Regions from separate parts of the Homo sapiens genome. Here region 1 is linked to region 2. Evidence: read pairs that join two places in POLR2A ChIA-PET (ENCODE). Cell type or tissue: B cell. All regions are shown on one strand. Links, peaks and the distances in the headings refer to the core of each region. The heading gives the core; the rest is flanking DNA.

What was found. ChIA-PET counts read pairs that join two places held together with the same protein. Peaks named below come from ENCODE experiments on the same cell type or tissue, not always from the same donor. Only the 100,000 strongest peaks of a DNase experiment are listed, where the experiment ranks them.
Region 1: POLR2A ChIA-PET joins it to region 2 with 5 read pairs; 2 of 35 experiments call an interaction of 5 or more read pairs at or near these places.

What each region holds. Positions count from the first base shown.
Region 1 is chr10:22,600,067-22,602,979 of GRCh38, forward strand. The region is part of intron 3 of PIP4K2A (phosphatidylinositol-5-phosphate 4-kinase type 2 alpha); the gene reads right to left. Among named protein-coding and RNA genes, the nearest start is that of PIP4K2A, 110 kb to the right of the region's middle. RefSeq lists an enhancer at 1,410-1,569. In B cell, for the core only: no CTCF peak of the experiment used is centred there; a DNase peak (open chromatin) is centred at 1,175; H3K4me3 peaks cover 1,315 bases; H3K27ac peaks cover 2,500 bases.
Region 2 is chr10:22,241,669-22,244,581 of GRCh38, forward strand. The region is part of intron 1 of LOC124902391 (a long non-coding RNA gene); the gene reads right to left. Among named protein-coding and RNA genes, the nearest start is that of TRN-GTT2-3, 14 kb to the left of the region's middle. In B cell, for the core only: no CTCF peak of the experiment used is centred there; no DNase peak of the experiment used is centred there.

The DNA of each region.
Region 1 (2,913 bases), core at 176-2,675, 360 kb after region 2:
CGCCAATCTTTTCTCTCTCTCATAAAAGTGTCCTCATTTAGTAACAGTTACTTTTCCCTGCATTTTTTAAACAACCAAGCATTTTGCATATTTAATTCTCTTGAACTAATCACGTAAGTCTTGTATAATTTGTTTTTTTTTTCCATTTTGATGGTCGTTTGTATACATTCTGCTAAAAATCATGTATGAAAAGTTTTCATTTTTGGTTGAAAGAGGGGCCACTTAAACTTTGCCATGCTCAAATGTGTAAAGCCACCCTCGTATAAGGGAACATGCCAATACCGTGCAGAACTCACGTGACAGCCATCTCCTCACGGTGGCACAGTAATAGATTTAGAGACCTGACAGCTGGGGGGCCGGAGAGAGCACTGTGTCCCTCTCCTCATGTTATGGATGAGGAAACTGAGACCCACCAGGGGTGAGTGAGTATCTCATGGTCACAGCATCAGTCACTGAAGATCCAAGACTCAACCAGGCCTCCTAACTTCCCGGAAATATTCTTTTCCCCAACCCTGGCTACCTGTTTCATGGACTGGAAATCTGGAAACCAATCACTGCCCTGCTGACAGCTCAGGATTATGATTACATGCCTCGAATCACACGGCCCAGGAGACAGGAGCAACTTGTCTGGAGAAGGCTGCTTTCTGGGTCTGCAGTTGACATATCTGAGCGAGCACAGATGGTCCTCTGACCCCGCCAGAGAGTTGAAGACCAATGTGGAACTTGAACATCATCATCAAGGATTTATTAAATGCCCACTGTGTTCAAAGCCCTGTGTTAAGCTCTTGGGGAATTTCAAAGAAAATCTAAGCTGTGATCTCAAGTGAAGAATAGCTTTCATTATAGAGGGGAGCAAGACACAGTGCAATTTAACACTTATCAATAATGAAACAACTTATCAGAAAAAAAGAATATAAAAATGAAAGGCAATGACCAACAGAGAAAGCAACAGAGTTGCAGAAACTTCACAGAGTGCCATGAGATCATCTTCTAAATCTCAGCTGCTGTTTCACGATGATTAAAACACCAGGGACCCAGCCTGGGCAACAGAGCGAGACTGTCTCAAAAAAAAAAAAAAAAAAAAAAAAAAAAAAAAACAAACCAGGAACATGTCCCCAAGGCTCACGGTAAACACAGCGTTTAACCTGGAGAGAAGCACCCAGTAGCAAGGATGACTGGCTGTCAGCTCTCTGTCAAAAGCCACGAGGCAAAACCCAAAGCAGGTTTGAGGCGGGAAACACAGGCTAACAGGAAGCCTGGGGTCCCAGGTGGGGGCAGGTGGTGGTAGGAACAGTAATTTGCTCAGTTCATAAACAGGACTTGAAACAGTGCAAGAAATGCCTGCTGACCCTGATGGGCTGTGAGGGAGCTTCCCCCAGTCTATCAAGAGGCTGTCCAATCAGAGAGGGGCCTCCCTTGGGTCTCAGCCTCAGTGCGTCTCTGAGCAGGGTGGAGTTTCCTTCCAGGGCAGCTAACCTGTGAGGACAAATGGAGCAAACCCAACAGGCAACTACTAGTGATAAAGGAATGACAGTGCTTAGGCATTAGAGGAGCAAGCACAGGGGTGATGGTGTAGGTTGAGCATTAGAGTTGGACCAAGGAGGAGTCCCACAAGCACGACTGTGCCAATCCTCACCACAGCTGGACCTCTGCTCCAACCTCATTCAGAGTTGTGACCCAGAATGCCCAATGCAGGCCACAAGCCTCACCAGGTATCCTACCACTACGGTAAGTCAACAGGTCAAAAACTCAACTCCATCTTCCTTTCTATCCACCTGTAGCCCCAAACATCCCTCCCTCTGTGACCCGCATCCCTGCTCTCTTAGCTTTCAGGTCCCAGTGCCTCTGTGGCTCTTGTCCTTTGCCACTGGCCACTGAACCTGTGGGTTTACTTCTCTCAATGTCTTTTCAAGCTGCTCCGTGCTTTACATGGTGGGTGACGGAGGCTTGGCTCACTGGGATTTCATGGCCTCCTGATTTCCTTATCTCCCTTCTATGCATTCTATAAATTACAATGCAGTTATCTTTAGAAAATACAGACCTCGGGTGGGTGCAGTGGCTCACATCTGTAATCCCAGTACTTTGGGAGGCTAAGGTGGGTGGATCGCTTGAGCCCAGGAGTTCGAGACCAGCCTGGGCAACATGGCAAAACCCTGTGTCTTCAAAAATTACAAAACTTAGCTGGGCATAGTGGCACATACCTGTAGTCCCAGGTACTCAGGGGGCTGAAGTGGCAGGATCGATTGAGCCCAGGAGTTGGGAGGCTGCAGTGAGCCAAGATTGTGCCACTGTACTCCAGCCTGGGCAACAGAGTGAAACTCTGTCTATAAAAAAAAAAAAAGAAAAGAAAAGAAAAGAAAGAAAGAAAAAGAAAAAAGAAAAGAAAAGAAAATACAGATGTCATGACATTGCCATTCCCCTGAGCAAAACCCACAGGGCTGCTCGCTGGCAGCAGAATCGGCCCAGTGTCCCTGGTGTCTTTGTGTTTCTTGCTATTTTAACATCTTTATCTCCCACTATTCTGCCACCATCCAAATACCTTCACATTTCATGGGCTCTCCTGCCTTCCGCTTGGGCCCAGAGAGTTCACTTCTCTTCAAAGTCCCCATTAGCCCTCACTCTCTTTCACAAGTATTTCTTATTTACTTATTTATTTTTCATGTTTTTAGAGATGGTGTCTCACTGTGTTGCCCAGGCTGGTCTCGAACTCCTGGGCTCAAGAGATCCTCCTGCACTGGCCACCTGAGTAGCTGGGATTACAGGTGTGGCCACTGTCCTGACTGCAAATATTTCTTAAGTGCCTGCTGAGCCCAGCATTGTGCTCAACGGGTGACAGGCAGCCAGCAAACACAAACACTGCTCCTGCCCTCAGGCAGTTTAAAGTCAAAAGTGAGAAATCTACAAGTGAAAGTT
Region 2 (2,913 bases), core at 259-2,758:
TCAATTTTTAAGTGGGAAAAGGATTTGTAGACATTCCTCTAAAGAAGATATACAAATGGCAAATAAACACATGAAAAAAATGCTCAATATCATTAGTCATTAGGGAAATGTAAATCAAATCACAATGAGGTGTCCCTTCATATCAATGAGGATGGCAACAATAAAAAAGATGGACAATAACCAGTGTTGGCCAGGACATGGATAAATTGGAACTCTTATACAGTGCTGGTGGGAATACAGAGTGATGCAGCCACTCAGAAAAGCAACTGGTAGCTCCTCAAGATGTCAAACATTGAGTCATCATATGGCCACACAGAAAAGTTTCTGTAATGTCCATGCAGGACATACAGTACTGTCCATAGCAGCATAATTCATAATAGCAAAAAAATGGAAACAATGCAAATGTCCATCAATTGATGAATAAACAAAATCTGATACATCCAATTAATGGAATATTATTTAGCCATAAAAAGGAACAAAGTATTGATACATGGTGTAAGATGGATGAATCTTGAAAACATTATGCTAACTTTTTTTATGGTTAAACATTATGCTTAAGAGAAAGCAGCCAGACACAAAAGGACATATATTATATGATGCCACTCGTATGAAATGTACAGTATAGTAAATATATAGAGATAGAAAGCAGTAGCCAGAAACTGGGGTAATGGGGAATGGGGAATGAGGGCATGAGGGTGTTTTTTAGGGTGATGAAAACACGCTGGAATTAGTGATGATGGTTACATGAGTCTGTAAATACACTGACTTGTACACTTTAAATCGATAAATTTTATGGTATGTGAATTACATCTTAATAACCATAAATACATTTTAAAATAAAGCATTACTAGCATAGAAACAAAGACACAGAGAATTAGCTGAATTTCCCAAAGTTAGCAGCAGAACCTGCATTCTGATTTGCAAATCCATGTATTTTAATCTATTCTTCACTGTGATTAGCTGCACCTAACCCAATTCCCATAGTGAAACTCTCATCTGGTTTCCGGTTAATTACTGAGGTTTTAGACCCAGCATAGTAGCTCATGACTGTAATCCCAGCACTTTGGGAGGCCAAGGCAGACGGATCACTTGAGGCTAGAAGTTCAAGACCAGCCTGGGCAACATAGCAGGACTCCATCGCTACAAAAAAATTAAAAATTAGCTGGGCAGGCTGGGCATGGTGGCTCATGCCTATACTCCAAGCACTTTGGAAGGCCTAGGTGGGCAGATTGCTTGAATCCAGGAGTTCGAGACTAGCCTGGGCAACATGGTGAAATCCCATCTCTACTAAAAAGTGCAAAAATTAGCCACATACGGTGGCAAGTGCATGTAGCCTCAGCTACTCGAGGGGGCTGAGGTGAGAGGATCACTTGAGCCTGGGAGATCAAGGCTGCAGTGACCGAAGACCATGCCACTGCACTCCAGTCTGGGCAACAGAGGGAGACCCTATCTCAAAAAAAAAAAAAAATTAGTTGGCTATGATGGACTGCACTTGTAGTCCCAGCTGCTCAGGAAGCTGAGGCAGGAGGATCCCTTGAGCCCAGGGGTTAGAGGCTGCAGCAGAGAGCCATGATTACATCAGTGCACTCTAGCCTGGGTGACACAGCAAGACCCTGTCTCTAAAAAAAAAAGAAAAAGAAAAAAAAAAGAAATTGAAGTTTTATGTCAAATCTATTGGAAAGTATTTCCCTGCTTACTCACTGTGTAAACTTCAGTTTACTTGAGATCCAAATTTACTCCTACATCATCAGTTTACTTAGGATCAACTTTTAAGTGAATTAGTAGACATTTACTGAGTACCTCCATGTGCCCAGTACTATGGCCATTGTTCAAAATGCTGAACTCAAGCTCAGTAAGTCAGGAAACTAGAAATACAGGTTGAGAAATCACTGGTCTACAGGTGATAGTTAAATTGGATGAAATTGCTCAGGAAGAACACGCAGAGGGAGGAGAGGAGCTAGGCTGGAAGCCAGCGCACCTGGGCGTTTCGGAGCATCAGAAACCACCTACCAGTGACAGGTGCTGATAGGAAGTGATTAGTGAATGAGAGAGGTGAGAGAAAGTTATCCCACCTTATATTAAGCCTTACACCTTATCACAGTGCATTGGTTTTGTTTGTTTGACATGGCTGTCTCCCTTGTTAATCCCTGAGATCCTCAGGGTTCTGACTTGCTCTATTGCAAAAAAGGTATTTAGATAAGTCACCAGGGCCCTCCAAATTGTAAGATTCCATAGATTTTCTCCACTCCTTATTTAATCACTGCATTGCATTTGATACTGTTAACCAGTACATATCTCATTGTTTGTTACAATGTGGGCATAAAAATGGTGCTCCTCTCTTGGAAGCCCAGAAAGAACAGCTGCTTTGAACATAAGGCTGAACTGGCATGGCACAGAATCCTCGCACTGTGTGCTACCACCTCTCCCCTACCCCCTCCTCCTCCCCGCAGTCCCCCACACCTTGCCCTCCACTGTCTCCCCTGCAGAACCAATTCCTTGCATAGCTCTTTGTGATGCTGCCTCTCTGAGGCTCTATCCAGGGGGCGCCACCACAAACGAAAAAGAAAGACCCAGGGTCTCTATTGAACAGAACAACAGTAGGGGAAGAGTCTTGGCTCCACCCAAAACATATCACTTTACACAAGCTTCATGATACCTGTCCTGGCTCTGTCTCCTAGGCAGGACCCTGCCCTTTCTTGGCTCTCTAAACATGATGTACTCATTATAATATTTTTTATAAGGAATCCAGACCAATCATGGTGGCTCATGCCTGTAATCCCAGTGCTCTGGAAGGCTGAGGCAGGAGGATTGCTTGAGGCCAGGAGCTCAAGATCAGCCTGGGCAACATAGTGAGACCCCATCTCTACAAAAATTAAAATTAAAAGAAAATTGACCATCACATATGGGCATGCT